4 separate regions of the Homo sapiens genome follow, and all the other regions are linked to region 4. A link is a loop called in an ENCODE intact Hi-C map of the cell type or tissue named here. Cell type or tissue: Caco-2. All regions are shown on one strand. Links, peaks and the distances in the headings refer to the core of each region. The heading gives the core; the rest is flanking DNA.

Region 1 (7,997 bases), core at 1,757-6,756, 110 kb after region 4:
AGTTAGGGTGGGGAAGAAACAAATCACGATGGTGGAATGTCATCAGTTAAGGCTATTTTCACTTCTTTTGTGGATCTTCAGTTGCTTCAGGCCATCTGGATGTATACGTGCAGGTCACAGGGGATATGATGGCTTAGCTTGGGCTCAGGGGCCTGACATCCACATGTACTTAATTTTATTAGTATTTTCTCCATGCACTTCACTTTGTTAGTATTTTCATTTTAAGACAAACTATTTGTCCCAATAGATTTTTTAAAAGTATTTTAAATCAGTGAGGAGCCATTAGTCTTTTCCTGCCTGTCTTAGTTCAGGCTGCTATAGCAAAGTACCACAGACTAGGCAGCTATGAACCACAGAAATTTATTTCCCACAGTCCTGGGGGCTGGAAGTCTGAGATCAGGGGGCCAGCATGGTGGGGCTGTGACAAGGGCTCTTTTCTGGACTGCAGGTGGCCACCTTCTCCTTGTATCCTCATGTGAGGGAAAGAGGGTGCGAGCTCTCTAGGGCCTAAGAAGGCCATTCGTGATGGCTCCATCCTCATGACCCAAATCACTTCCCAAAGCCTCACTTCCTAACACTATGACTTTGGAGGTTAAGGTTTAAGCTGAATTTAGGAGGGAACACAAATGTTCAGCCCGTAACACTCACCATTCCCTTCCCTGCATTACCTTCCGTTGCATTTGGCTTGGTTAGAAACACAAGAAAAGAAAAAGCAGACCAGCAATGAGTTAACTAACCAAGTTTGAAGAATCTAAATCACAACACCATTTTGGACACAGTTTCAACCAGAATCTGAGTTCCAGTCTAGCTCAGCCCTTTGACAGGAACTACAGCAAACCTCCCCTGTGGAGTCAAAGCCCCTCCCCTTCATAGACAAAGAACATACAGAGCCCAGGCGCGCTCACACAGGGCTCCAAGCATGCACAACTCCTACTCCTCCTGGAGGCCCCTGAACACGCCATCACAGGAACCCCCTTTGTCCTCCATTTTCCCTGCTGTGGTGGGTACAGATTCTCTACACATCACCCGGGGGCTGTCCTGGTGGAGGCAGTGCCTACACACACACACACACACACACACACACACACACACACATTTATTTTTAATCTCATCGTTCACTATAGGAAGCCTAGCAGTGATCATTTATTGAGCCTATTCTTAGGGTCAAACACTGTACCAGATATTTTATATATGAAATAAATATACATTATTCGACTTAATCCTCACAACAGCCCTATATGATTTTTTATCCTTGCTTTACAGCTAAGGGGCCATGTTGAAGATTATACAGCTAGTAGGTGACAGAACTAACAACTGATTCAAGGTCTGAGTCCAAATCCTACATTCTTTATGCCATGGTGCCTTCAATCCACCCTTTCAAGAAGTCAGTAAATATAGGCAACTGAGCACACAGTCTTGCATTTGTATTTAAAGTATCAAATACAAAATTTAAAACACATATTGTACATTAGTTGTCTCATTATTCTAGGAAACTTATATGCTTAAGCTACCAGGTAGGCTATGCAATTACATCTCTGAATGGATCAGGCACGTGGAACTATTTTTCCTTCCAGAGACAACCGAGGCTATATAAACAAAAACCTAGTTCTCGGCATTTAGATCTAAAGTGTGCAAATGAACAAGAAAGTGAAAATGTGACTCATGTTGATAAATATTACAATCTTATGTAAACTCAACTTTTTAAAGTGCAGCAAGTTCTTAAACATGCTTTCAAAATAGAAAGAGCCTTACAAAGATTTCCTGAGTAAGACCTCAAAAGCACAGGCAACCAAAGCAAAAGTGGACAAATAAGATCACACCAAGCTGGGCTGGGCGCAGTGGCTCACGCCTGTAATCCCAGCACTTTGGGAGGCCGACATGGGCGGATCATGAGGTCAAGAGTTCAAGACCAGCCTGGCCAACATGGTGAAACACTGTTTCTACTAAGAATACAAAAATTAGTAGGTGTGGTGGCACATCCTTGTAATCCTAGCTACTCAGGAGGCTGAGGCAGGAGAATTGCTTAAACCCAGGAGACAGAGGTTGCAGTGAGCTGAGATTGCACCACTGCACTCCAGCCTGGGCGACAGAGCAAGACTCCAGCTCAGAGGCGGCGGGGAATCACATCAAGCTAAAAAGCTTCTGCACTGCAAAGGACACAATAAACAAAGGGAAAAGACAACTCACAGAATGGGAGAAAGTATTTGCAAACCACCCATCTGACAAGGGATTAATAAACAGAATATATAAGAAATTCAAACAACTCAATAGGAAAAAATAAATAATACAATTAAAATATTGGCAAAAGATCTGAACAGACATTTATTGGAAGAAGACATACAAATGGCCATCAGGTATATGAAAAAAAAATGCCCAACATCACTAATCAGAGACATGCAAATCAAAACTACAATGGGATACCATCTCACCCCAGTTAAAACAGCTTTTTCCAAGAAGAAAGGCAATAACAGATGCTGGCAAGAATGTGGAGAAAAGGGAACCCTCATATATTGTTGGACGGAACGTTTAGTATGGAGAATCTTCATAAAACTAAAAATAGAACTACCATACAATCCAGCAACCCTATTGCTAGGTAAATATCCAAAACAAAGGAAATCAGTTTGTCAAAGAGTTATCTGTACTCCCATGTTTACTGTAGCACCAGTCAAATAACCAAGATATGGAATTAACCTGTGTCCATCAAGAGTTAAATGGATAAAGAAAAGTGTGGCATATACACACATGGGAATATTATTCAGCCATAAAAAAAAGTGAACTCCTGTCATTTACAACAACATGGATGGAACTGGAGGACATTATGTTAAATGAAATAAGCCAGGCACAGAAAGACAAATGACGTGTGGTTTTCACTCATACGTAGGAGCTAAAGAAAAAAATTGACCTCATGGAGATTCTGAGTAGAATGACAGTTACCAGAAGCTGGGAAGGGTTGTGGGGAGGAGGGAATAAAGAGAACATGGCTAATGGGCATAAAAATACAGTCAGATAGAAGGAATAAGATCTAGTGTTCAGTAGCATACTAGGAAAATCCATGGCTCTGCAAAGGCTTAAACAAACAAACAAAAAAACACACACAAAAAAACAGAGAGAGCCTTAAAATTCTTTAACTCCTCAGTCTTGCTTCATTTGTGCCCTCTCAAGCAGCTCAGCAATCCCACAAAGGCTCTAACTCAAGCAACCGTTGTTAAACTAGAGATGCAAGATGTGCACACATCCCTAAAAATAACAGAAGGCAGTAAGTTATATGCCCAGCAAGTGGTACAAACAGTAAGGATGAGGGCCTGCGAAGGACTCTCTGGAATCACTGGGTCCAAGTGGTCAGGGCGCTTTGTCGAGGAGGTAGGACTCAGCGGAGTCACCTTTTCTCCTCTTAGAAAGAGAGAAGGTGCATCTTGAGGAGGGAACTCCAGGAGGGCAGGCTAGGGAAGGACATCAGAACATGTTCTCAGAAGACCCAGGACTCAATGCAGGTGCAGGGCCTGGTTTGGGAGCAGTACGGTCAACTCTGTGGAACCACCCCTTTCCTCCAGAGGGATAATATCAGCTGACGAGATATGCACACCCACACACGCTCACCCTGTGTGCACACAGAGGAGGGCCCAAGCAGCGTCAGGGCAGGAGGGAAAGACTCACTTAGGCACACTCAGGAACAAACATAAGAAAATAAAGCTAAATTAATGAGGACTTAATTCAATAAATATGATTATACTCAACACTTAGGAGTGGTCCTACAATTTGCATGTCTATACTACTATTTCAGGTTCATTTTAATGGCTAATTAGTTATAAAACAATTCTGATACACTTCTTTCCCCCCAAAAAACCCATTTTTCTCTAGTCACCAAATTATCAAGGTTACTGTACATTCCACCAAATGAAATTACAGATCTCTGAACATGTCCTACTGCCTACAGTAAGGTCAACTCACCTTGCACGAGCAGATCCACATCAACTAAGCTCACCTGGCCAATACAATTAAGGTATCCTGAGCTCCACGGCCTGTTGCGGGAACTCAGGGACCCCGAACAGAGGGACCAGCTGAAGCCATGGCAGAAGAATATAAATTGTGAAGATTTCATGGACATTTATCACTTCTCCAATCAATATTCTTGTGATTTCCTATGCCTGTCTTTAATCTCTTAATCCTGTCATCTTTGTAAGCTGAGGATGTATGTAGCTTCAGGGCCCTGTGATGATTGTGTTAACTGCACAAATTGTTTGTAGAGCATGTGTGTTTGAACAATATGAAATCTGGGCACCTTAAGAACAGGATAACAGTGATTTTCAGGGAACAAGGGAGATAACCTTAAAGTTTGGCTGCCTGTGGGCCGCACAGGACAGAGCCATATTTCTCTTATTACCAAAAATGGGTAAGAGAAATATTGCTGAATTCTTTCCCCAGTAAGGAATATTAATAATTAACAGCCCTGGGAAAAGAATGCATTCCCAGGGTGGGGCCTCTAAAATGGCCACCCTAGGAGTGTCTGCCTTATGCAGATGTAGATAGGGATGAAGCACATCCTAGTCTCCTGCAGCACCCCCAGGCTTGCTAGGATTAGGAAATTCCAGCCTGGCGAATTCTAGTCAGACCGGTTCTCTGCTCTTGAACGCTGACAATGTGTGCACAGCGGGACACAGAAGTTCTTTAGTGGTTCTAGTTTCGCCCTGACCTTGTGATCCCGCCCTGACCTTCTGCCTTGTGATCTTTTGTCGCCCTTGAAGCATGTGATCTCTGTGACCCACACCCTATTCGTAACACCCTCCCCTTTGAAAACTGCTAATAAAAACTTGCTGGTTTTACGGCTCGGGGGCATCACAGAACCTGCCGACATGTGATGTCTCCCCCAGGACACCAGCTTTAAAATTTCTCTCTTTTGTACTCTTTTCCTTTATTTCTCAGACTGGCCGACACTTAGGGAAAATAGAAAAGGACTCACGTTGAATTACTGGGGGCAGGTTCCCCTGATATCTGGCACACCAATGTGTTTTTTTCTTTTTCCCAAGTGCAAGACTTTTTCCCAAGTGTAAGACTCAGTCTTACATGCAAGCACAGGGAATGCCTGCCCGCTCAGGAGGGCTTATACCTGCATGAGAAGAGCTGTCATCAGAGACTCACAGGAAGGGAGTTCTGAAAACAAAGTGAGGCAACATTTCCCAGAGCCAGAGAGAATATTTGTCAATCAAGACCTATCTCAAAAGCAAGGTTCAGGAAATGTGATCATTCCCCACCTGCAGAGTACCCTCTTTACCTGTAACTACCAATCCCACCTGGTCCCTCTCTGGTCCTGGCTCTACCCCAAAGTAGTAATTTAGGTCCCTGGGCCAAGTTTACCTTCCAACCTGCTAGCCTCTCTATTCCCCACTGCAGGTGCAACATAACATGGCTGATTCAATGTCACAAATATCAAACCAGCCTCTAGTATGCGGAAATGTGGAATGCTAAATTCCGCAAAGGATACAGGGTCACTGCCCAGCTTTGGAACGGTTCACACCTCAGCAGCACTCCTTTAGCAGAGACTGGCCCAGAATGAGCTGGCAGGTGCAGACTGAGACATGCACTTCAATAAGCTGGCTGCATGAGAGTGTCCAAAATAAGGTTTAATTGCAATATCATGTTCACTAAATTATGTGTCCTTTACACCTATCATTTTAAATGTCTGTTTTTGATTGTTATTATTCATTACACTTTAAAGTATAATTTGGGCTGGGTGGGGTGGCTCACATCTATAATTCCAGCACTTTGGAAGACTGACTATAATTCCAGCACTTTGGAAGAGGATTACTTGAGGCCAGGAATTCAAGGCTGGAGTGAGCTATGATCACACTACTGCACTCCAGCCTAGGTGACAGAGCAAAGACCCTGTCTCAAAAATAAATAAATACATAAAGTGTGACTTGTATGGAAATGCTTCCATCAGGTGCTCTGAAGACTGTTACCATAGAGACCAGTAACTTGACTGTTTCATGGCCCTAAATTGTACCTACCCTTCAATAACTACGGCCAGAGTCATGAGAATTCACTGTTGGGTGGAGACAGGTTGGGTGAAAGTGTGACTTTACCCACTTGACCTTTCTTCAGCTACTTTCTAGCCTTTAATTTTCTTAATCTTAAAAATGAGATGGTTTCTAAGGCCTTTCCAAGATTCGATATTCCTCTGGTTTCTTCTGTTTCCTACTTTTAGTACCTTTGTTTCAGTCCCAAAAGTGCTTAACTGCTTTAAAAAAAAAAAATCAAACATTCACTTCTTTCTAGAAATAATTTTTGAATACTCTTGGTCTTTAGGAGTATTGGTCAGATAAGTCGATTGATTGGTATCCAGTGCACTTGACACTTTGTTGTTTCTATTTGTTTGCACACTGTGGGTGCAGGGACTTGGCTTTGGTGCCTTAAAATAAAAGGTAAATCATGTATTTCTTCTTGTACTCACTTTAATTCCAGGAAGGGAATCAGTGCCAGGGCTTTAGTGACACTGATGGCAGAAAGGTATTTGAGGACCTATTTTTAGTCCTCCACCTGTTTCACACACAGATGCATTCACTATCCATTGCTTCAGTCTGTATCAGGGAGAAAAGGCTAAAAATTTTTACAGCTGAACGGGAGTGGTGGCTCATGCCTGTAATCCCAGCACTTTGAGAGGCCAAGGCAGGTGGATTTCTTGAGCCCAGGAGTTCAAGACCAGTTTGGGCAACATGGTGAAACCCCATCTCTACAAAAAATACAAAAAAATAGCTGGGCATGGTGGTGTGCACCTGTAGCCCAGCTACTAAGCTGAAGTGGAAGAATCACCTGAGCCCAGGAAATTAATGCTCTGCAGTGAGCCATGATTGAACCACTGCACTCCAGCCTAGGCAACAGAGAAAGACTCTGTCTCAAAAAAAAAAAAAAAAAAAAAAGAGAAAGAAAGAGAGAGAGAGAAAAAAAGAGAGAGAGAGAGACAGAAAGAAAGAAAAGAAAGAAAGAAAGAAAGAAAGAAAGAAAGAAAGAAAAAGAAAGAAAGAAAATTTTACAGCTCATAACCTTTCCTTTCCAAATAACTTCAGCCCTGCAATAAAATGAACAGAGCTCTAAGACACTAGTGAGACTTGGATTCTATTCTGAGCAAAATGCTCTATGAAATCAGGAAGAAAACATCTTAAACAAAATGACCCGTTTAACAGGCAAGAACCTTAAAAAAAAGAAGTGAATTGGTCATAGGGACTAATTCAAAATAGACCAAAAAATCAAAGTTTTAAAAAAATGACTTATATTCCCATTTTTGTCCCTAAGTGAAATTCTAACTTTACCTGAATAGTTAGTTATCTCTCTGTTCTTTATCTATTTTTAGAAGGCATTTAAAAACAAATTGCCTGGCAGGTCTCAAAGTGCTTGATTAGTATTTGTCCTGCTATAAGGAAGTCATGAATGAAAAATCCCCTAATGAGGACAAAATACATGTTGATTTTCTTACCAATAGTATTCTTTTTTCTGAGTCTTTTTCTAAGCTACAAGAAAATATGGGTGAATTCCTCTATCACTTACATGTGGAAAAAGACTTTCCAATTATGACTCAAAATCCAGCGCAATAAGAGACTGACAAATTTGACTAGATAAAAAAAAGTTTTAAACCTTCTGCATGGCAAAAAATACACTAAGCAAAGTCAAAGTTAACAAATTGAGAGAAGACATTTGTAATATACACCACAGATAAAAGACTAATATTACTGTCTCCAATATACATAGACATTTTACAATTTGAAGGTGACCAAAATTTCTATAGAAAAATAGATGAAAGATATAGACAATTCACAAGATTTTTAAAATGGCCCTTAAATGTTTGAAAATATGTTCAACCTTACTCATAATAGGAGATATCCAAATTAAAACCACACTGCAGTGCCATTTTCTTCTACCATATTGGCAACAATGTAAAAGCTTGGTAATATACTATGGGTGAAGCTGTGGGAGAAAATGGTATTCTCATAAATTGCTGCTGGGAA
Region 2 (7,997 bases), core at 1,849-6,848, 130 kb after region 4:
AGAAAACAGAGAAAATCCAGGATGCAGGTGGGTAGTAATTCTTAAAGCAACAACAACCAAAAAGCCCTGGAACTGAAGAGCATCGTTTCCACCAAATGGGTCTCTACCTTGTTAATGTGAAAAAAGTTACTAAAGCAGACCATTATGAAATTTCAGAATACCTAGAAAAAAGAACACATGCATAAACTTTTGAATGTTTTTTAGGTCACATATAAAGGACCTAGAGTAATAATAGTCAATTTTAAAAAGCCCTCATCATGTGCCAGCCACTTTTCTAAATGGCTATAGTAACCACTGAATCCTTACAACAAATCCCATATGAGGAAAGTATTATTTATAAATCCATTTCACAAATGAGAAAATCATAGTACAGTCTGGTACACAAGGGGGATGGTTGCAGGACTGTGCACGTATACCCAAATTCTCACATACTCAAATCCCGCAGTCAGCCCACAAGAACTTAAGCATACAAACGTTGATTTTGTGTATAATCCTCTCCATATAAACATGGATTTTGCATCCCAGAAATACTGTATTTTTGATCCGTATTTGATTGAAAAAATTCCACATATAAGTGGATCCACAAAGTTCAAACCATGATAGTCAAGGGACAACTATAAAGATAAATTAGATAATATATTTAAAGTCATGGCATTACTAAGTGATGGAGCTAGAACGTAAACTGAGTCTAGCTCCGGGGCCTGAGCTCTTAACTACTATGCTTCTAAAAACTCTGGAAATGTGAAGACAAAATTCTGAAGAAAACTACCTAGAAATCTGTACCCAGCCAAACTATCAAGTGTGAAAGCAATTAAGACATTTACAGAGATTAAAAGTCTTATACTTTATGACTTACAAATACTTTCTTAGGAAGATACTGGAGATTATGTTCCAACAAAAAGGAGTTTAACCAAAAAAATACAAGATTCCATAAACGACACGTGGAATAAATAGGGGGCAAAGAGAATTCCCAAGATGATGATTAAAAGGAAGTTCAGGAAATCACCTGGGCAGCAGGCCCACTGAGCAACCAATCCAGAGAGCAGAAGGATGACAAAGGACTCTCAGATGGAGGTGTTCAGGAAAAAAACAAAAACAAAACAAAACAAAAAAATGAACTGATAAACCATCTAATTGGTTTGAATGTATGAAATTATGCTGAAGATGTAGGAAGGTTTTGCAATAGATAAACTAAACCACTGGGGGGGAAATTTTTATCATGAGGAGAAAAGAGTTAAATAATGAAGGAATACAATCATAGTACCCTACTTGGCTCATCTGGGAATAACAGTGACATAGTTTAAACAGTGTAAACACTGAATAATAACCAATATTTGTGATACAGTAATACTGGAATGATTAGATGATAGGGCAAAGCTGGGTTGAGTGACTATGAAAGAAAGAGAAGAGTGCTAAATCTCAGCCTAACGAGATGGGAATGAAGTCAATAGACAAAATCCTAAAATTGATTCATCAAAAAAATAATAGTATGAGCCTTTGTTAAGTGGCCAGGACAACAGGTGGGGGGAGGGGGGGAGACAGGAGTTAGAACATTGCTATTTTTCATTCTTAGCATTTACCAATATGTATAACTATTACAGTGATAAAAAATTAACTCACACTACTGAGCTTTGGTATAAAAATAGATAAGCCAGTTTAGGTGAAATGAAATTCTGACCTAAATATAAAACAAAAGTTTCATTTCTGCCTCTTTGCTAGAAAGGTTCCTTATTCAAAATAAGAATTCCTAAGACATTTAAAAGAAGAGCTGTTCCTCGGCTGGGCGCGGTGGCTCACGCCTGAACCCCAGTACTTTGGGAGGCCGAGGCGGGCGGATCACGAGGTCAGGAGATTGAGACCATCCTGGCTAACACGGTGAAATCCCGTCTCTACTAAAAATACAAAAAATTAGCCAGGCGTGGTGATAGGTGCCTGTAGTCCCAGCTACTCGGGAGGCTAAGGCAGGAGAATGGCATGAACCCAAGAGGCAGAGCTTGCAGTGAGCCGAGATTCAACCACTGCACTCCAGCCTGGGAGACAGAGTAAGACTCTGTCTGAAAAAAAAAAAAAAAGAAAAGCTGTTCCTCAAATCCCTTCAGTTTACAATAACTGGCTACAATTAAGAGTTAGGCTCATGTGTACATTATCATAGTATCATGGTGACTGATGTCTGTTACTTCTTTAAGACTATTATTTCCATAATTGATTAAGCATAGCCAGTGCTGTCAACTGTCAGTTATCCACATTGGTGAAAAAATGCACTGAATTGAATGGTAATTTTTACACTCACATTTGATTTTTTGACAATTCTATTTGAATATGAGAGTCTTCTTATGGTCTTGGAATACGGCCCAAACCAAAAGCACTGTCTTCTTTCATGCCACAAACATTTATTACTATTGTTTATAATCATGACTATGTATGTCTGGTCCCACCTGTCGATCCCGCTTTGCTTTCCACTACTCTCCAACACTTCACCAAACTCTTCCATGTCCAAAACACACACATACCACAGTCATTCATAACTCTGTTTAAGGGTGCCTCTTCCCTTCACCTTTTTGAAGCAGTGTCTTATAGATAGAAAAACACACAGACACAAATTCAAATCTCAGATCTGCCATCATCTGGCTCTGCAACCTCAGACAATTTCATTAACATCTCAGAACCTCAGGTTCCCCAACTGTACAGCAAGGATATTAATACAAAGCTGTAGAGAGATGTTATGAGGGCTACACTAAATAATGGACATAGCACACACACACAAATTACAGGAATATATATGGCAATTGTCATCAGCAAAGACAACATTATATCCATGCAAACAATATCCACCCTCTGACACACGATAGACGATCCATCTGGGCAGGAACAGTGCCTTTTTCACCACTGTAGAGCCAAAGCCCAACAGAGTCTAGCCTAGAGCGAGCTCTCAAATGTTTACGGAACCGAAATGAACATTAAGGTCCAGCTCACTCCCTGACTCTGCAGGAAGCTTCCCTGACCACACTGGTCCACAGTGCTTCATCCTCTGACCTACTATAGCACTCTGCAGTACATCAGAACAGTACAACATCTGCCACCCATTTCTTCAGACTTGGTCTAAAAAAAGAAGACAGACTCACCAGGACAATGACGTTAATTATGGCTATAGTCAGGGAATGTAAGAATATTTTTTAAATACCTAGTTGACTTCATTCACACACTACTCCACCCTTCCAGTCCCACTATGCAGATCCTTTCTCTCAGTGTTCCCACTGAGGAAATCCTTCGTGATAAAGCTGGCAGATAAAAGCGGAACATCCATCAAATTCTAGTAAGTGCATTTTATCGGTTTAAATTCCTTTCCAGGGTAAAAAACTAGGTAAGTTTCCACTATTCATTTCGCTCAATACAGTAAATTTACCTGCAAAAAGTACAGTTAAGTCCTCACTTAACTTCAAGGATAGGTTCTTAGAAGCTGAACTTTAAGCAAAAATGACCTGCATATGAAAACAATTTTACCTTAAGCTAACTGATATAAACAAGAAAAAAGATCCTACGTATATACTACATACTAAGTGTTGTTTCACCTAAAGCTGCAGTTTCCAAGAACTTAACAATATTGAGGACTTACTGTATAGAAAAGTCTGAGGGGTTGTGGTTTTGCAATTCATATCTCTTAACATTATATGGTTTTGAAACCTGCCATGCAGATCACTGAATCCACAAACATTCAACCATGATGTAGCCCTGAGCTTCTCAGTCCCTATTACCAGCTACAGATGATCCCAAGGAGGGCTTTTCTCCACCAACTATGCCCTCTCTGTATTCAATGCACCTCCGGGAGTGGGGCAGCCCTCCTGTAATGGAATACCTAAAGGTACTACCTAGGAAGGAAACAAGGTAGATGTGGTCACCTAGCATGCTACAATATGCTCACATGAACAGAAACGTTGCTTTACCAGAAGAGTTGCATAAAATGAGTCATTAATGCTGAGTCACTAATAAATTATCTCTAACTCAGGTCATGAACACATGATTATGTAACTTTTCAAACGACTACAACCACATGCTGAATACATTAAGCACAGAAACAGTCATATCTGAGCACCTGCATAAGTCAAATTATTAAGGCAGCACCCTAGTTTAACCATCTGCCATGGAAACTAATAAAAAGTGTAGCATGCTCAGATGGATAAAATCCCCATTACAAACCACAAACATTTCACAGTATAGTCAAAAGGCGCACAGAACATCACTGCCTGTCCAACAAGGGCAATTTTGTTCCAGGGCAGGAAAAAATGCATAGGTCCTTGTCCTTGTCAGCCAGGTTCCAACAGCATCTGACAAGGTGAGTACAGTCACATGCTTAGGTTGGGGCTGGGGAACGAAGTGTCCTTCATCTCTCTCAGAAATGCCTCTCTAAAGCCAGAATGTGGCTTAATCTTCTTGCACCACTGAGAAAAGCACGCGCTAAACGTGCTAAATCCTAAGTATTTCTCAAGGCCCTGCTCAAAGATCATCTTCACCACACAATCTCTAGGAAGCCTCATTCTTCATTCTTTGAACAATTGAAAGCTTGCTTTCTCTTCCTAATGGAAATGCAAATAGAGGAAGGCGAAGTCCACGTTTCACCCTCATGCTAGACTGTAGATTCCATGAGGTATAAGCTGGGACTTCTCTTGCCCCCCGACAGTGGCAAATACACGCAGCACCTGGCACACAACAGAGATGCAGTAAATACCTGCTAAAAATTAATGCATGTGTTTTCAAATCTAAACTGAGGAACAAAAATCAACAAACACTGTTTCTAACCTCATGAGTCAGAACAGTAACTGAATTTCCAGGTACTAAGTGGTATTGTAAGGACTGGAAAGTAATATACTTAAGTATATTACTTTAAGTACAAAGGGTATAGAGTACTTTACTATTTCATCACTTATATACCATTTTCACAGCCCTTCCAAAAACATATTATCTCAGGTTCTACAACTCTGATAGAAGAGAATTATTATTTTCAACTTACTACTGACTTGAGTAAACTAATGAATGACTTGGACAGGTAAAGCTAGAACTTCTTGGAATCAAGATATGGAAAAACAGAAACAGAAAGGAAAAAAGAACAGGCCATCACTAAAGGAAATAAAACAGCCCTCCATTATATCCACCATTATAATACCTTAGTTGGTCACAAATCTACTAAAAGTCACTTTCTATGTAGAATTTATGAGAGATAAAAGAGCTGCAGTGAGTTTTTGCTGGCTTTAATCCAAAATGAGTCAACTTTTCCCACTAAAACTGTTGTACAGATTAAGTACTTTAAATACTGTATAAATGTTTCAAAATAAAATGGTTTTCTAACCTCTCTGAATGTTGAGAAAGTTGGTCATCACTATGCACAGTGAGGTGGACACAGAACCTGGCTTGCCAGTCCCCAGTGGCTCTGGGCCTTCTTCAGGAGAGGGTGAATCAGACAATGGTACTAGGAGGGTCTTTCAACTGCAAGGGAGACCATTCTTACAATCTAGAAATTCCCATCCTTTTTGGAATTAAGATGTGTCATACAATGTTTTTAGGAAAAAGAAAAGTACTTTAGAAGTAAATTTTTATAATATTTTTAAAACACTTAAAAAACTTAACATAGATTGTTGAGTCCTCCACAATAGAAAAATAGTAGAGTTTAAGTCAAGAGATTCATGAGGAGGTTTATGCTAGGCATGGTGGTGAAGTGAGCACGTTTCAGATATTATCTGGAAGTCAGATACAGTGGGAGGTCTTGCTAATAACAAGACTTGGGGACAAGGGAAGCGCAGGGAGATTCCTGAGTTGAGAGCTGAACTGACTGGCTGGTCTTGGGCCATCTACTAAAATGGGGAAACAGTGCATGGAACTGATCTGAGGTTCAAGGGGCGGGGGGAAATGAGTTCTGTCTGGGTGACCGATAGTCTGCGAGGCCTGACTGGTGTCCACTTTTGTATCTCATATATCAAGTTGGAGAATGAAGTCTGGAACTAGAAGGAGATGGCAGACAGAGAGAGGTATCTGGAGTCATAGCATGTAGGGAGATTTAAAGCCAACATAGAGAGGAAATACAGAAAAATATGCATGCCTGGTGCCCGTTAACATTTAAAGATGAGGCAAAAAAAAGGCAGAGCCAGCAAAGAAAGGCGGAAAGCAGAGGCCAGAACAGTAACAGGAAAACCAGGAGAGCCTGGTGTCCTGGACAACATTTCAATTCTACTGATGCTACTGAGACATCAAGTGCAGTTTAAAAACAAAAACAAAACACCAAAAACCTATGAGTTTAGCAATGTGTGGTCATTGAGGAGTTCATTTCAGTAGAATAAGGAAAGAAAGCACACTGAAGTGGGCCAAAAAGTTAAAGAAAATTTTTTTAAAAAATAAATAAATAATTGATATTCTAAACAATGAGAGGTGAGGAAGTTAAGAATGACAGGGTACATTGATCTTCCAATAAGTTTTACCAAACGAGGCAAGCAGATAACTATAATAAAGCATGATCAGCGCAACCAGAGAAGTCTGTTAAGTGTACAACAGGGACAAGGGGCAGGGTCAGAGAAAGCATATCGGAGAAGATGTACCCAATCCAAGAAATCAGGTGAGACCATTGCTACAGTAGTCGTGTCCTTATAACAAAACGAATTCCAGCAACTACACATAGCTGCCTGCTTATTCTCAAGTCAAAAAAATCCTGTTAGCCGGGCATGGTGGCTCAGGCCTGTAATCCCAGCACTTGGGGAGGCTGAGGCGGGTGGATCACCTGAGACCAGGAGTTTGAGACCAGCCTGGTCAACATGGCAAAATCCCGTTTCTACTAAAAATACAAAAATTAGCTGGGTGTGGTGGCGGGCACCTGTAATCATAGCTACTCAGGAGGCTGAGGCAGAAAAATGGCTTGAACCTGGGGGGCGGAGGTTGCAGTGAGCCAAGATTACGCCATTGCACTCCAGCCTGGGCAACAAAGTGAGACTCTGTGTAAAAAAAAAAAAAAAAAATTCCTGTTAAATGACAATCAGTACAAATAACCTTGATTAATTTGCACGACATCTACAATATCTGTAAGAAATTGTTTCATAGAATAAAAACATTCCCAAGTAATTATTTTCTGAAATAATCTTCATTATGGAACATAATCATTATTTTGCCTGACATACCTGCCCACCTATTGAGGACTCTTTTAAAAGAAAAACTCATCTTTCTTGAATTACTGCTTCACAGTAAAAGGACAAATAATTCTAAAAAAGCATCACTTCTCAGCCAGCCACGAAGAGTCCCCCTTGGAGTTTCAGTAGGTAAGCACACATCTATTCCTCTTCCATAACACTGCTAATCAAAGGTTTCAAAAGAGATACTGGTAAAAGGATTATTTTGTTTCCGTCCCCAAATGCCATAGAAAGTTGCTTTGGGAAAAGTTGGTTTGGCTGATCATTCATTTTTTGTGGTAGTGGTTCTTTTTTATGAAAGGTGCTTTCAGGATTGAGGGGGGCATATATTTTCACCATCTGATTAGAACCATTAACATATTTACCAAATATGAAGCTATGTATCACAGGATAAGAATTCCTCTACTATATGTTTAACTCTGGCAAATATAGCTAATACCATTTTATCACAAATTTCTAACAACAGAATACACAATGTGAGAAAGGCAAACTAGTCTCAAAGACTAGACAAACATTTATCACAGTATTTAATTTCAGATTCAATTTATCTAACTGAATACATTTATAATTCCAAAACTGTTAAGATTTGTTAAATACTTACATAATATAAAACAGATTTTACATACTAGCTGAGGGTGAAATAAATTATCTTTCATTCAGATTTTTTTCCTTTTTAATTCAGTTGTGAAATTAGCAGACGACTAGATCTGACCCCTTCAATTTAGTTAGTTCCGTGGCCAGAAATAAAATCTTGCAATGGTTCTTTCAGTAGTGTTCTTAAGGGATGGCCGGTGGGGACACAGGGTTTTTCTGCTTCTTGTGGTAGAAGGGAGT
Region 3 (7,997 bases), core at 1,658-6,657, 160 kb after region 4:
CACTCTACTGGGACCCATGTCTGCTGGTAACGATAAGGTCGACTGGTCTCTATTGCAATCCGAGAAGCTCAGGAGTTCCATAATCTCACTCATGTCAATGCTGCTGGATTAAAAGATAAATTTGCTCTCACCTGGAAGGAGGCTAAGCTTATTGTCCACCACTGCCCTCAGTGCCAAGTTTTTGTACTTCCAAATCAGGAACCTGGCATTAATCCCAGAGACCTAACTCCTAATGATTTATGGCAAATGGATGTGACTCATGTTAGCTCCTTTGGCAGAATTTCACATGTACATGTTTCTGTAGACACCTTTTCAGGTTTTATTTGGGCTACTTGCCAAACGGGAAGGCACAGCCAATATTAAAAGACATCTGTATTCTTGCTTTGCAGTTATGGGGCTTCCATATCAAATAAAGACAGACAATGCCCCTGGATATGTTAGTAAGGCTTTTGATTTATTTATGCAACAATGGGGAATTTCCCGTATTACCAGAGTAACTTACAATCCTCAGGGACAAGCTGTGGCGGAACAGGCCAATTGCACTTTAAAAACTCAATTGTCCAAACAGTCTGAGCAACAAAAGCATAATTTAACCACTCCCCACTCCCAGTTACATTTAGCATTGTTTACTTTAAACTTTCTAAATGTTCCTAAAGACATACTCTGACTGCAGCTGAACAGGCAAAAAATTCTCCCTAAATGAAGGCAAGCCAGTGTTAGGGAAAAACTCCCAGACCAATACCTGGGAAGCTGGAACAATTACAACGTGGGGAAGAGGGTATGCTTGTGTTTCACCAGGAGATCATCAATCCCCTGTCTGGGTGCCCACTAGGAGACTTAAACTTCGTGTGAATACTGACAATAAAAACCATAGGGAAGAGACGTCTGCGTCAGAGACCACCTTCATACCTGGTGAGATCTGTGCCGACTCCTCAGAAACTGGCACGCCAAATTAAAATGGGTGTGGTTCAATCCTCCCTAATGGCAACAGAGACCCCTCTAACTAATCCCACTTCTCCTAATTCCCTTTTTCTCCTTAAGAACCTAAAAATCTCACCATTTCTATTAGCCTGAAAATAACATCCCCCTGTTCTTCTCTTCCTCCTTTAGCACTGGATCTCGCTTATAATAGGTTTTATTTAATAATTCTCCCCCTTACACTTTGTCTTACCAGTTTCCCCTCAAACTGATTTACCTGCTACACAAAATTATTCTTATTAGGCTTATGTGCTTTTTCCCCCACTTATTCAATCTCTCACCTGGATGGATGCTCCTGTGGAAATCTATGCTAACGATATCGTGTGTGGCTGCCTGGAGCTACAGATGAACATTGCCCTGCTCAACCAGGAAAAGAAAGCACTGCATTTAATGTTACTATGGGTTATAAATGCCCTCCTCTGGGCTTTGGACATGCACCTGGTTGTATCCATCTAGAAACTCAAGTCTGGGCTGCTTACCTTCTGGAGAGATCAGCCACAAGGGAATGGGGACATTTGGTCTCCGGCCTCTCCCTTTCTCCTTTAAGACAAATGAAAGGGGGAGTAATAGGAGATACCCCATACCTTCAATATAAACCTGTAGGAAAACCATGTCCTAAAAATTTTGAGGGCCCATCTAAAACTTTAATTTGGGAAGATTGTGTTAATTCACATGCAGTAGTATTAAAAAAAATGACTCATATGGTTTAGTAATAGACTGGGCACCAAAGGGCTATTTAAAAAACGATTGCTCCTCTGGCAGAAGGGAATGCCTGGAGGCTACTTATTTTATATTTCTTATTGGGATGACGAGGATCATCATCCTACTTGGCATAGGAGGTTCAGCTCGTCCTTTTCCTTAAAACAGGAAGATAAGGGCATTACCCCCCACCCCGACCGAGGCCTAGTATGGATACTCCCCATTCCGAGCCCAGAACACCCAGAACTTTGGAAATTGGCTATTGCCATGTCCAGACTGCAAGTATGGGAAGGGGAAACGTTTCTGTCTGTTGTCCCCACTACCGCCCCTTGCATCCGTGATTCTGAACTCCATGATAAATCCCCTTTGAACCTTTTCCCTCTTTTTGATGCTGATCCTCCTTTATGGGACTCCAATTGGCATTATGATAATTCTTCTTGACCCAGGTATGCTCCTCTACCTGTTCGGCATCCCCGGGCACCTAGGATTGCTTCTTTGTGGCGCAGAACATTGGGCATTGCCACTGCCGCTCCTCTCCCTCAGTATCAACGTAGACTCAAACATTCTGCTTTGTTTACCGCCAACCTGACTACTCCTATACAGAGTTGTGTTAAGCCTCCTTACATGCTGTTAGTGGAAAATATCAAAATTTGGACGAACAATCAAACTGTCCAATGCATTAATTGTCATTTATACACTTGTGTTAACTCCCGTTTTGACTCCAGGAAAAGTATAATGTTGGTTCGAGATCAAGAAGGAATCTGGATACCATGTGCCAGACCAGTCAAAGAATCCTGTGTCAAAACTGGGAGAACGAACAAGCCTTCATCGCCATGGCACATTTATATAAAAAGAAAGGGAGAGATGTTGCGGGAAGTCAGGGACCCCAAACGGAGGGACCGGCTGGAGCTGCGGCAGAGGAACATAAATTGTGAAGATTTCATTTTAATATGGACATTTATCAGTTCCCAAATAATACTTTTATAATTTTTTATGCCTGTCTTTAATCTCTTAATCCTGTTATCTTTGTAAGCTGAGGATGTACGTCACCTCAGGACCACTGTGATAATTGTGTTAACTGTACAAATTGATTGTAAAACATGTGTGTTTGAACAATATGAAATCAGTGCACCTTGAAAAAGAACAGAATAACAGCGATTTTTAGGGAACAAGGGAAGACAACCATAAGGTCTGACTGCCTGCGGGGTCAGGCAGAATACAGCCATATTTTTCTTCTTGCAGAGAGCCTATAAATGGATGTGCAAATAGGAGAGGTATCGCTAAATTATTTTCCTAGCAAGGAATATTACATATTAAGACCCTAGGAAAAGAATTGCATTCCTAGGGGGAGGTCTATAAACGGCCGCTCTGGGAATGTCTGTCTTATGCGGTTGAGATAAGGACTGAGATACGCCCTGGTCTCCTACAGTACCCTCAGGCTTACTAGAGTGGGAAAAAACTCCGCCCTGGTAAATTTGTGGTCAGACCAGTTCTCTGCTCTCAAACCCTGTTTTCTGTTGTTTAAGATGTTTATCAAGATAATACGTGCACCGCTAAACATAGAACCTTATCAGTAGTTCTGCTTTTGCCCTTTGCCTTGTGATCTTTGTTGGACCCTTATCTGTTGTGGGAAGTCAGGCACCCCGAACAGAGGGACCAGCTGGAGCCGTGGCAGAGGAACATAAATTATGAAGATTTCGTGGACATATATCAGTTCCTAAAATTAATACTTTTATAATTTCTTAAGCCTGTCTTTACTGCAATCTCTGAACATAAACTGTGAAGATTTCATGGACATTTATCACTTCCCTAATAATACTCTCATAATTTCTTATGCCTGTCTTACTTTAATCTTTTAATCCCGTTATCTTCGTAAGCTGAGGATGTACATCACCTCGGGACCCTGTGATGATTGCGTTAACTGTACAAACTGATTGTAAAACATGTGTGTTTGAACAATATGAAATCAGTGCACCTTAAAAAAGAACAGAATAACAGCGATTTTAGGGAACAATGCAAGACAACCATAAGGTCTGACTGCCTGCGGGGTCAGGCAGAATACAGCCATATTTTTCTTCTTGCAGAGAGCCTATAAATGGACGTGCCAAGTAGGAGAGATACCACTAAATTCTTTTCCTAGCAAGTAATATTAAATATTAAGACCCTAGGAAAAGAAATGCATTCCTAGGGGGAGGTCTATAAACGGCCGCTCTGGGAGTGTCTGTCCTATGCGGTTGAGAAAAGGACTGAGATACACTCTGGTCTCCTGCAGTACCCTCAGGCTTACTAGGATTGGGAAACACCAGCCCTGGTAAATTTCAGGTCAGACTGGTTCTCTGCTCTCGAACCCTGTTTTCTGTTAAGATGTTTATCAAGATAATACGTGCACTGCTGAACACAGACCCTTATCAGGAGTTTCTGATTTTGCCTTGTCCTGTTTCCTCAGAAGCATGTGATCTTTGCTCTGCTTTTTTGCCCCTTAAAGCATGTAATCTTTTCCCTGTTCATACACTCCCTCCCCTTTTGAAATCCCTAATAAAAACTTGTTGGTTTTGAGGCTCAGGGGGCATCATGGACCTACCAATATGTGATGTCATCTCCGGCAGCCCAGCTGTAAAATTCCTCTCTTTGTACTCTTTCTCTTTATTTCTCAGACCGGCTGACACTTAGGGAAAATAGAAAGAACCTACGTTGAAATATTGGGGGTGGGTTCCCCCGATACTTATCAGTAGTTCTGCTTTTGCCCTTTGTCCTGTTCCCTCAGAAGCATGTGATCTTTGTTAGACCCTTATCAGTAGTTCTGCTTTTTGCCCTTTGAAGCATGTGATCTTTGTACCTACTACCTGTTCTTACACCCCCTTCCCTTTTGAAACCCTTAATAAAAACTTGCTGGTTTGAGGCTCAGGCAGGCATCACAGTCCTACCAATATGTGATGTCACCTCCGGCGGCCCAGCTGTAAAATTCTTCTCTTTATACTGTCTCTCTTTATTTCTCAGCTGGCCGACACTTATGGAAAATAGAACCTACGTTGAAATATTGGGGGCGGGTTCCCCCAATATGGGAGGATTGCTTGAGCCCAGGAAATCGAGGCTACAGTGAGCCATGAGGAAAAGGGAAGAGAAAAAGGAATGGGAAGGGAAAGGGAAAGGAAAGAAAGGAAGGAGAAAATAAGAAAAGGAAAGGAAAAAGAGAAAAAAGGAAGGGGAAGGAAGGATCTTATGAAAGAATACCTATAATATGAATCAATTATATGAAGTTCAGAAACAAGCCAAACTAATTTTATCAGTTAATAGAGAATACATTGGTGGTACGACTAAAAATTAAAAAGAAAAAATATTACAAAAAGCAGCATGTTGCTTATTTGGGGGGTGGCTATTGTGAGCCGGGAGAGGCACACAAAGGTGTGTTGCTTGTATGCTGGCCATATTTCTTTTTTTCTTTTGAGACGGAGTCTCATTCTGTTGCCCAGGCTGGAGTGCAGTGGTGCAATCTTGGTTCACTGCAAGCTCTGCCTCCCAGGTTCGTGCCATTCTCCTGCCTCAGCCTCCCAAGTAGTTGGGACTACAGGCATCCGCCACCAGGCCCGGCTAATTTTTTTGTATTTTTTAGTAGAGATGGAGTTTCACTGTGTTAGCCAGCATGGTCTCGATCTCTCAACCTTGTGATCTGCCCACCTTGGCCTCCCAAAGTGTTGGGACTACAGGCGAAAGCCACCATGCCTGGCCAATGCTGGCCATATTTCTTTACCTGGGTGGTAGTTACGGGGTGTTCACTTTATTCTTTATTACATATATACACTTTATAACATATGCTTCTGTATGTATATCTCACAACAAGTAAGTTTTGTTTTTTTTTTAATTTGAGAATTTTTTAACTTGAGAAACTTGATATAAACAGGTTTAACAAGCTGTGAACTACATTAGGCATCAGACCTGGGGGACTTTTAGAAAAATTAGTAAGGAAGTTTTTTTTAAATTATTGTATCCAACCATAAGGGGTACTCTCCCAATCTAGAAAATTCCAATAAAGCATAAAGATGCTATTTTAGTTCTCAAGCTAAGGTGTCTACAAAGAAAATGCACATTAACAGTAATGAATGGATATAAAACTTCAGAACAAAGTTCTATTTCTTCTAAAGGATAACAATGTAAGACAGTGCTTAAACAGAAAAGTAGATTTGGAAAAAAATATACACGTGTCAGATGAACACAAAACAAGACAAAAATATACAGTAGAAAATTTTCAATAAAATATGCAAACACCCTAATGTTTCAGCTTTTGACTACAGGTTTGCTTGGAGGTTGAGGAAAAGAAAGAGAGGAAGCCAGGCAAGGTGGCTCATGCCTGTAATCCCAGCACTTTGGGAGGCCAAGACAGGCAGATCACTTGAGCCCAGGACCTGGGCAACATAGCAAAACCCAGTCTCTACAAAAATTAGCCAGGCATGCTGGCATATGACTGTAGTCCCGGCTACTCAGGAGACTGAGGTAGGAGGATGGCTTGAGCTTGGGAGGTGGAGGTTTCAGTAAGCTGAGATCACGCCACTGTGCTCCAGGCCTGGGAAACAGGAGCCAGACCCTGTCTCAAAAAAAGAAGAAGAAGAAGAAAGAAGAAAAAAGAGGAAGAAGGAAGAGGAAGAAAGGAGGAGGAAGAGAAGGAAGTAGAGGAGGAGGAGGAGAATTTCCTGTTTAATGATTTGAATCAAACACATCCCAGTTTCTCCTCCTGGGAGGCTGACTCTGCTACCTTAGGGACCCATGGAGGATGTGGACACAGGACGTCCTCACAGCTCTACTACCTAGGAACAGGGATCCTGTGCTTTCTGTCCCTTTTCCTCCTCTCCACACCCAGGCCTCCCTTCGTTGCCCTTCTGTCCACAGATGGAAGCAGGTCCTGAACTCTGCATTTCTTTTTAAATAAAGTAACTATGACAACCTGCTTTATTTATTTTTTTTTTTATTTTTTTTTTTGAGATGGAGTCTTGCTCTGTCGCCCAGGCTGGAGTGCAGTGGCACGGTCTCGGCTCATTGCAATCTCTGCCTCCCAGGTTCATGCGATTCTCCTGCCTCAGCCTCCCAAATAGCTGGACTACAGGTGCCCACCACCACGCCCAGCTAATGTTTGTATTTTTAGTAGAGAAAGGGTTTCACCATGTTGTCCAGGCTGGTTGCAAACTCTTGACCTCAGGTGATCCACCCGCCTCGGTCTTCCAAAGTGCTGGGATTACAGGAGTGAACCACTGCGCCTGGCCCGATGACCTGCTTCTAATTAGAATCACTCCTTTCCTTTCAGAATTTTCCAGAACCTACAAATATTCACTGAGCATGAGGTAGTTTTGTTTCCTAATTAGTTTTAATGGCTGCCCCGAGGCTGGTTCAAATTTGCACTCAGAGCCTGCCTTTGAAGGCTGGAATACTCTCAGTAGCCACTCGTTATGTGGCTATTGACAAACGCAGGGAAACACATACATCCAGAAGAAACTAACATCCCTGCAAAGGTAATGGGATTTAACAATGATTTTATATATTTATTGTGTTATCATTTTCTACCTCTAATTCTCAAAACGTGCTAGTGAGATAAATAATGTATGACTAGGATTATTCAAAAGATGTGTTTCTACAACTGTGGTAGTCTCAAATCATTTTCCCATTGACTTGCATTGTAACTTACAGAGGTGGAGTCTATAGAATTCTGTCTTATTCAGAACACAACCATCTCTTTCAGGTGTGGCACACAGAAGCACTGAGCACATAAGCAGACTCATATAGCAAGGGTCTTTCTGCCTGTGGTAGAGGTAATTTTTTATTTAATTAATTATCCCTACCTAAATCATATACTCATAAACAGAGGCTATGTTTTACTCCAATTTTTATGCTACCTGCAATTCCCACCAGTACCCCTGCACTGAATTAAGTGTTCAATAAGGTACTGAGCATGGCACATTGCCTCAGTTTAGGGAAGTGGGAAACAATAAACATGAACTGAATGAGTTTCTGTGTGTGAACCCCAGGTCAACACCAGCCACTTGGAAGCCCAAGGCTGTGGGCATTTCAGCCCTGTGAGCAAAAGCCACAAGGGCCACAGGTCCACTGCCAAGTTCAGAGAATCACAAAGAGGTGTATTTTCAAGGAAAGCTACTCCCTATTTACTTTATATGGCTGATTTCAATAGCCGATTCTGAGAATATGAACATGTAATTATCTGTACAGAGAGAGGAGGGAATGGAGCTTGCAGACAAACTGCTTGATTAGTAGTTTAAAAGAAAGTGGAAGTTAGCTACTTCTTAGAGTGAATCTACACCTGATACTCAGATATTAAA
Region 4 (7,997 bases), core at 995-5,994:
CAGCCTCCCAAAGTGCTGGGATTACAGGCGTGAGCCACCGTACCCCGCTGAAAGCATCCTGTAAATAACTGAAAACATTTTTAGGTTAGATTTAGATATCTAGTTAGGTAATAATTAAAATGTTAAATTTGGCCGGGCGCGGTGGCTCACGCCTGTAATCCCAGCACTTTGGGAGGCCGAGGCGGGTGGATCACGAGGTCAGGAGATCGAGACCATCCTGGCTAACAAGGTGAAACCCCGTCTCTACTAAAAATACAAAAAATTAGCCGGGCGCGGTGGCGGGCGCCTGTAGTCCCAGCTACTCGGGAGGCTGAGGCAGGAGAATGGCGTGAACCCAGGAAGCGGAGCTTGCAGTGAGCCGAGATTGCGCCATTGCAGTCCGCAGTCCGGCCTGGGCAACAGAGCGAGACTCCGTCTCAAAAAAAAAAAAAAAAAAAAAAAAAAAAAATGTTAAATTTGCCTGTATTTTTAGAAGAAAACTCAAGGAAAAAAATTTCACATTTGGGAGGGCTACTTTGGGTCACCTCCCCAACTTACCTAACATATCCTTCTACCTATATTGCACATATGGTTGCAAAACGTTAGAAGTGCTGCTCCAGGATGGGTATGGTGGCTCACGCCTGTAATCCCAGCACTTCGGGAGGCCCAGGCGGGTGGATCACCTGAGGTCAGAAGTTCGAGACCAGCCTGACCAATACGATGAAACCCCATCTCTACCAAAAATACCAAAATTAGCCAGGCGTGGTGGCATGCGCCTGTAATCCCAGCTACTAGGGAGGCTGAGACAGGAGAATCACTTGAAACTGGGAGGCAGAAGACTCAGTGAGCCAAGATCGTGCCACCGCACTCCAGCCTGGGCAACAAGAGCAAAACTCCATCTCAAAAAAAAAAAAAAGAGAGAACTGTTGCTCCAATACCTTGGGCATATTCAAGGCATAAAAAATAAAGTTTCCATAAGCAGGGTGGTAAAAAACTGGAAAAATTCCCCCGTAAAGAATAAAAAGGAACTGAGTGGTAATTATATTATGTTCAGCCTTCACCAGATATTTGGTAGAGAAACCAAGTTCTGGATTCCTGAACTAGAGGCAGGTTCTCAAAAAATTAATAAACTTGGTTTAAAGGTTTAAAAATAGAATTTTGAAGAAAAAAGTTAAGCATGGATTATAAATACATTAGGAATTAATGTTGATCATCCTGTGTTTTAGCTCCATGAAAGACAGAACATTCAGAAAAAAATTTACAGACAAGCACAGGAATTTAAGTTCATCATCACCACAAAAAATATGTACTCAACTCCTACCAGGGCCTATGTGTGATAAAAAGGACTTCAACGTCATTCATGTCCCTCAGGACTTTACAGCCTAAGTAATTCCTTATAATTACAGTCCTGAGACAGTAGATTGGGATGCCCAAAAGAGGGTATGTAATATGTTTCTAAAAATATTCTATAGTTTAAAAATAGAGTAATTACTTGGGGGGGGGCGGTGCAGAGGCAGGTATGATTCTTGCCAACCAACAGTTAAGTATATAGACTTGATTCTTTTTTTTTTTGAGACGGAGTCTCCCTCTGTTGCCCAGGCCGGAATGCAGTGGTGCGGTCTTGGCTCACTGCAACCTCCGCCTCCCAGGTTCAAGCGATTCTCCTGCCTCAGCCTCCCAAGTAGCTGGGACTATAGGCACACGCCACCACACCTGGCTTTTTTTTTTTTTTTTCCGAGACAGAGTCCTGCTCTGTCATCCAGGCTAGAGTGCAGTGGCTTGATCTCAGCTCACTGTAACCTCCGCCTCCCAGGTTCAAGCAATTCTCCTGCCTCAGCCTCCCGAGTAGCTGGGATTACAGGCACCTGCTACCACGCCCAGCTAATTTGTGTATTTTTAATACAGACGAGGTTTCACGATGTTGGCCAGGCTGATCTTGAACTCCTGACCTCGTGATCTGCCCGCCTCGGCCTCCCAAAGTGCTGGGATTACAGGCGTGAGCTACCGTGCCCGGCTTTTTTTTTTTTTTTTTTTTTTTTGTGAGACAGAGTCTCGCTCTGTCACCCAGGCTGGAGTGCAGTGGCGTGATCTCGGCTTACTGCAAGCTCTGCCTCTCGGGTTCATGCCATTCTCCTGCCTCAGCCTCCCGAGTAGCTGGGACTACAGGCGCCCGCCACCACGCCCGGCTAATTTTTTGTGTTTAGCTAATTTTTGTATTTTTAGTAGAGATGGGGTTTCACCATGTTTGCCAGGCTGGTCTCGAACTGCTGACCTTGTGATCCACCTGCCTTGGCCTCCCAAAGTGCCGGGATTACAGGCATGAGCCACCGCACCCAGCCTAGACTTGATTCTTTACATCCCTGTGACTGCTGAATAATTCAGGCAAGCAGCAGTAGCGCACGGTAATGACTCCCTAGACCAATGGCCAGTTTTGAATGACAGCAGCGAGTTACACCAAAGTTCCTGGCTTGTCTCCTATATCCTCATTCAGATTACAGGAGGTCCCTTAAACATCAAGGGTCAGAGGCAGCCCAGGTATTGAATTTTAAAACCTTTTTACCTTGTACCATTCAACCCTGAAGAGACAGATTGTTTTTCCATAGAACTCACATCAATGGGGTCAACAACATCAACAGTACTCTTGAACTGCAAAATTCACAACACTCCAAATGCCTATGCCCACTGATTTTCTTTTGAGATAACAACACTCATAATATCTATCAGGAAGGTATCAGCACTTGACTGCTGCCCTTCACAACAATGCCTCAGTCTAGTAATTGCAGAACCTCCACAAGTCTTTCAAGGTAACTTTATCGCACAGTGATGATCAGTTCCTTAATAAGACTGTCAGATTCTTAAAATTACAGGGGCTTCTGTGTAAATGATGTCTTGTGCACCATCTGCTGCCTTAGGGATGGCAGGTGCTGCAGTCCGTTTATTGTGCAGACATGCGTAAGCCAGATGCAAACATACCTGTACACCTGAGAGAGGATCATTCTTGTCATAGTGAGGAAAAGAGCAGGCTAAGACAAAGACTGAATGTCAGGAATCTCCCTTTGAGATAAGACTAGGTATGGACTTATCAGATAAGCAAAGGAGTGAAGAGGGAGTGGCTTTAGTTAACAGACTCCATGAAGCCCAGAAGGTGTCACCACAGAGGACAGGAATCAGTAAGCACAGAGTGTACAAGACCGGCCTTGAGGCAAGCACACACAGGCCCGGTCTGCAGGTTTGGGGTGTGTGCAGCATTCTGTACCTTTCAGCCCTGAGCGGATGACCGTGGGAGACAAGTCATCGTAGTTGTTCATTAAGCTGATGTCTCCCGAGGTGAAGCTGACGGTGAGCAGAGGCTTGATGTTCTGCACTGGGATGGGATATGCTGCCGGACCATCTGCAGGAACACAAGTGCCAAGTGAAAAGGAGGGAAGCACACCACCCAAATCCAGGTTCCCAAAGCTGAAATCTTGCATGGTGCCTTAGAAATTGCCTGACAATGCAGATCCTACTCTGGATTGGGATGCTACCTGAATGAAACATTCTATATCATTCAGGAACTACACAAGGGCCATCAGTGGGCACTAACAGAGAATTTGTGAGTAAGAAGCAGGACACTAGGGACATAGCCCTGGGGGCAATTGGTGAGTGGTGAGAATATGTGTGAAAGTTTACTAACTTGATGTTAATGTGTTACACGGTTCTAATGACATATAGACATAAATTATTTTAATGTCATACAACATCCAAGGATGGTAGGAGGAGGGATAAAAACATTTTCTTAATTCTGGTCTAAGAGAGAAAAAAGTTGCTTTTCAAGTTCCAAATCCTCTTTCTAAATCCTCTTTCATTGAATGTTACAGGAAATAAGCAGCCACAGAGGCCAGCCCAGATTTGGAGAGAAGGTTGGGCTAAATGTGGCTCATAGAGGCTTGCTGCACCTGCGGAGCACAGCCGGCATAAGGAAAACCCTGCTCTGGAGCCTCATGCAGACATTAAGGAAGGGGCCATGATGGACCATGGACTTGGTCTTTCACAGGGTGTTTGAAAAAGCAAAAGTAAGCCCTTCCTAGATGCCTAGATAGAGCAACGTTTTCAGAAGGCTCCTGTAGGCTTCACAGCCACACTGGGCTCATCTTAGCAGCCATCGAGGTGGGCCTACCTGCCAGTTGTCTGCAGAGGAAGCCCAGTTATTGCTTTGCTTTACATCATGACACTGCACTATACCGACCTCCACACTCAAATTCCCTAGGCCACTAAGAAGAACCCTGTTGCACGTGAAAGGTGAACACCTGTCATCCTCTAAACTGCCCCCCCTGCTTCTGAGAAGGGCAACTGCCTGGAGGAGCAACCAGGGACTGAATTCTGTTCTTGGATTTACTCTGGACTTGCTTTATAAACTTGGTCTCTGAGTCCTGTTTTTTTTTCCTTTCTTTTCTTTTCTGTTTTTTCCTTTTTCTTTTTTTGAAACGGAGACTTGCTCTGTTGCCCAGGCTGGAATGCAGTGGCGCGATCTTGGCTCACTGCAGGCTCCGCCTCCCGGGTTCAAGCCATTCTCCTGCCTCAGCCTCCGGAGTAGCTGGGATTACAGGTGCCCACCACCATGCTTGGCTAATTTTTTTTTTCTTTTGTATTTTTAGTAGAGACGGGATTTCAGCGTGTTAGCCAGGATGGTCTCGATCTCCTGACCTCATGATCCACCCGCCTCGGCCTCCCAAAGTGCTAGGATTACAGGCCTGAGCCACCGTGCCCAGTCCCTTGTTTTCTTTTTTTTTTTTCAATAATAAAATGGGGGCAAGTAAATCTAGATTTGACCCACTAAAGAGGAGTTCTAAGAGTATGCTGAGTCCATGTGATGAAGACACTGACTTTACTATTATGAGGCTGTAGAAATATGACCAACACTTCTCTCAAGGCTGGTATCCTATTAGGAAAGGGGATGGTTAATTCCTAAATTGCTTTATGGGTGCTAGGAATACCCATAAAAAGCCCCCAAGCCACTGGTCCTAAAACACTACCATTAATCTCAATTGTTTTTCATGTGTGAATGCCTTCTCCTAAAATGAATAAATGAATGAGTATGTGTGTACACACATACGTGTCTGCTGCTGGGAAGCATAACACACTGTGACAGGAAAGAGAAGACAACACAACACGAGAATATTGCAGGTTCTAACGGAGGCAGACAATTTCTCTAATTTCCCCCGGAACAGCCCTTCACAGGACGACATGCCCCACAATGGCAGGAAAGGTTAGAAAGCACCCACTGTGCCCTTTGACTATGAAGGGCACACAGCAGTGTAAGCACAGCTGTGCTAGGCTAAGGATAGAAGCCTGCGGCAGTGTGACCACTTCTAATCAAGAAGCCAGTCCCATTCCCCAAAACGAGATGGTTACAGCTAGGCAGGAAGGCTAAATTCTAGTGTTCCATACCATGGAGGATGACATGTTAACAATAACATATTATCATATTATATAGTTTCAAATACCTAGAACGAGGATATTGAACGTTCCCAACACAAAGAAATGATAAATGTTTGAGATGATGAATATGTTAACTAAAATGATCTGATCACTATACATTATGTGTATCGAAATATCACAATGTAGCTCATGAATATGTACAATTATTGTATCTCAATTTTTTTAAAAGAGATGGGTGCAGGGGATGGGATGCTGGTGAAGAGCCAACTGAGTGGGCCAGTGCTGCACACTGATTCTGGGGACCTGCTAGAGGTTAAGGTGGCTGGAATTTGAGGTCATCCCCACCAAGAGTACTCAACACCAACTGGAGTATACAGAGAGGCAGTAGGTCTTTTAGACCTGAGGAGGAGGAGAGCTTCTGCCTGAAATAAAGAGGACAGACAGAAATGTAGAGTTATCTGCCCAAGGTGCTGGCCTTCATTATGGCAAAACAAATCCTTTTCTCATGCACCTAAAGCCGCGGGCTTTAATAACATTGGGGATTTGGATATATCACATATTAAGTTATAATAATAGCACAGCATTTTTCATCTTTAGCTTTCTTTATTGTCACTAAGCAGCTAAGCCCCACAATACCTCAGGGACACAGGAAGAGCCATGTGTCTCACTTTATATCTAGGAAAAGCTAAGCGAATTAAGTGTAATCAATTCGACCAGTGATTCTGAGAAAAGGGACAACAGCGGGGAGACAGTCACATCTAGATGAGGCCAGCCCTACCTTGCATTTCAGCTTGATAACTCTTCCCAGGAAGCCCGGGTGCCGTAGGTGTGGCGGCCCTTCACCCTCCCTCCTCCACATCAGTCTACTCTGCTCCGATGCCCTTCCTTGTCCTTCTGGTCAGTGACAAGGAAAGTAGGGCCAATGAGTACCTTGGGGAGGGGCGTAGTCATCTGAGTCCGTGTCGCTCTCGCTGCTGTCCTCCACCAGGAAGATCGGGTAGTTCCAGGACATGCCGAGGACACCGTCTGACTCGTGCAAGAGGACGTGGGCCAGCATTCTGCCGTGGCAATCCATGACAATCACCTGCCCATCGGCCGTGCCAAACAGCACCTGCAATCCAGGATGGGGACCTCTGACCAAGTGGCAGCAAGGGCCAGTTTCTGGCACACCTTGTTGCCTCGATTTGTTTTAGGAAGACAATATACATTTAGAACTAAAAATAGCTAGTTAAGTAACAACAGCACAGTGACACAAAATGTTAAGTAGAACCTCTGCTGGCTATTCCTGCAACAATTTGAGTCCTTTAATACTGAAATGTGACTAACAGCAGAATGAGTATATTATATTGCATGAACGTTTTCAAATAATACCAGCAAAATCTCTGTTATACTATTTGCAGGGGTTTTGCTTTGTATTTTTGATTGGAGGAGAGGAGTTAGGAAAATATTCATTTACTTTTCTGGAAAACGAAGAAGCAGCAGAGATTTGTTGTTATTATTTTCTCAAATTTAGAAGAAAAAGCTTAGGTTTATGTTTGACCAAAGAGAAAATACATTGGGTTATGTAAGCATGTTATATAACCATATTTGGAAAAGAAGATGCTCCTGAAACAATGTTTTATTTCCAATGTTGAATGTTTTACTTCACTGAGAATAATAATAGTATTAATGTATTAATTTATAATTAATTTAAGGATGTAGTCATGGTATTAAAATATTAAGTACTTACTTTGCACTAAACACTATGCTGAAAGCTCTACCTCATTAATTGTCAAAACCATGAGTTAGGCGCTAGTTTTGCTGGTGTGGCCCAGGTGGGCTTTTGCTACCACAGTGTGCTGAGGGCTGCTCCTCAGACACCTTCCTTGGCCTCACCCATCTCAGAGCACATACTCAGGAGCATGCTGGGTAATACAGACAGGTACATGGCCAGAGCTAAAGAACAATCTGGATAGAGGAAGGCTGAATGCGCCCCTCCATGACAGCAGCAAAGGAGCACCTCACAGCTGCTGAACATCCCCCCTGCCGCCACCAACCAACCAACAACACTAGTGGTGCCACCAGTGGGACATCCTGAGAGGAATCTTGGGTCCTGGGCAGCAGGACCTCCACCGAGGTGCATCACATTGCATTATGTTCTGCTTTGTGTGATGGTCTCTGCAGTTTCTGCATTGGTTGCCATTAAAAACTTTACATCTTTTGTGTCTAATGGGATCTGTCTATCCGTCAGCATCTCATTGCAACAATCATGCAAGTTATCTCCAATTTACAAACACACGAGCAACTTAAGAGAGGCCAAGTAAGCTGACAAAGGCATTAAGTGATCAAGCCAAGGCTGTCTGACTAGAAAGGCTAGAATTTACCCAAAGGGAGAGCTGGTTAAGGCTTTTTCAATTTTTGCTTCTTTTTGCTTGAGATTTTAATGTGAAGCTCCTTGGGGGAGAGACAGTCCATAGCTATGTGGCACCTAACAGAGCTTTGTGTACAATGCAGGCACTCAGTAAATATTTATTGCTAAACGAATGCACTAAAGTCAGTGACAAGCAAAAGGCAATTTTAGGATATAAATACTGATGACTAAGAGACTGCCTGCAGAAAGT

Evidence for each region. Peaks named below come from ENCODE experiments on the same cell type or tissue, not always from the same donor. Only the 100,000 strongest peaks of a DNase experiment are listed, where the experiment ranks them.
Region 1: a loop joins it to region 4, with 13 times the contacts of the local background. A loop is called at or near these places in 1 of 110 quality-filtered maps.
Region 2: a loop joins it to region 4, with 8 times the contacts of the local background. A loop is called at or near these places in 1 of 110 quality-filtered maps.
Region 3: a loop joins it to region 4, with 13 times the contacts of the local background. A loop is called at or near these places in 1 of 110 quality-filtered maps.

Annotation. Positions count from the first base shown.
Region 1 is chr6:158,336,046-158,344,042 of GRCh38, reverse strand. All of the region lies in intron 1 of TULP4 (TUB like protein 4), which reads right to left. Among named protein-coding and RNA genes, the nearest start is that of SNORA116, 17 kb to the right of the region's middle. RefSeq lists an enhancer at 4,369-4,901. In Caco-2, for the core only: no CTCF peak of the experiment used is centred there; a DNase peak (open chromatin) is centred at 4,602.
Region 2 is chr6:158,319,431-158,327,427 of GRCh38, reverse strand. All of the region lies in intron 1 of TULP4 (TUB like protein 4), which reads right to left. SNORA116 (small nucleolar RNA, H/ACA box 116) reads right to left here and starts at 4,446; the gene lies at 4,300-4,446. RefSeq lists enhancers at 1,975-2,024, 4,018-4,087. In Caco-2, for the core only: no CTCF peak of the experiment used is centred there; a DNase peak (open chromatin) is centred at 4,427.
Region 3 is chr6:158,293,014-158,301,010 of GRCh38, reverse strand. It overlaps LOC124901447 (a long non-coding RNA gene), which reads left to right. Exons shown (of 2, transcript XR_007059835.1): 2 at 833-4,239. It also overlaps a transcript of TULP4 not described here. Among named protein-coding and RNA genes, the nearest start is that of TULP4, 15 kb to the left of the region's middle. In Caco-2, for the core only: no CTCF peak of the experiment used is centred there; DNase peaks (open chromatin) are centred at 3,130, 4,010, 4,160 and 4,560.
Region 4 is chr6:158,447,507-158,455,503 of GRCh38, reverse strand. TULP4 (TUB like protein 4) reads right to left here. Exons shown (of 14, transcript NM_020245.5): 4 at 6,328-6,508; 5 at 3,236-3,370. Among named protein-coding and RNA genes, the nearest start is that of TMEM181, 110 kb to the left of the region's middle. In Caco-2, for the core only: no CTCF peak of the experiment used is centred there; DNase peaks (open chromatin) are centred at 2,403 and 3,173.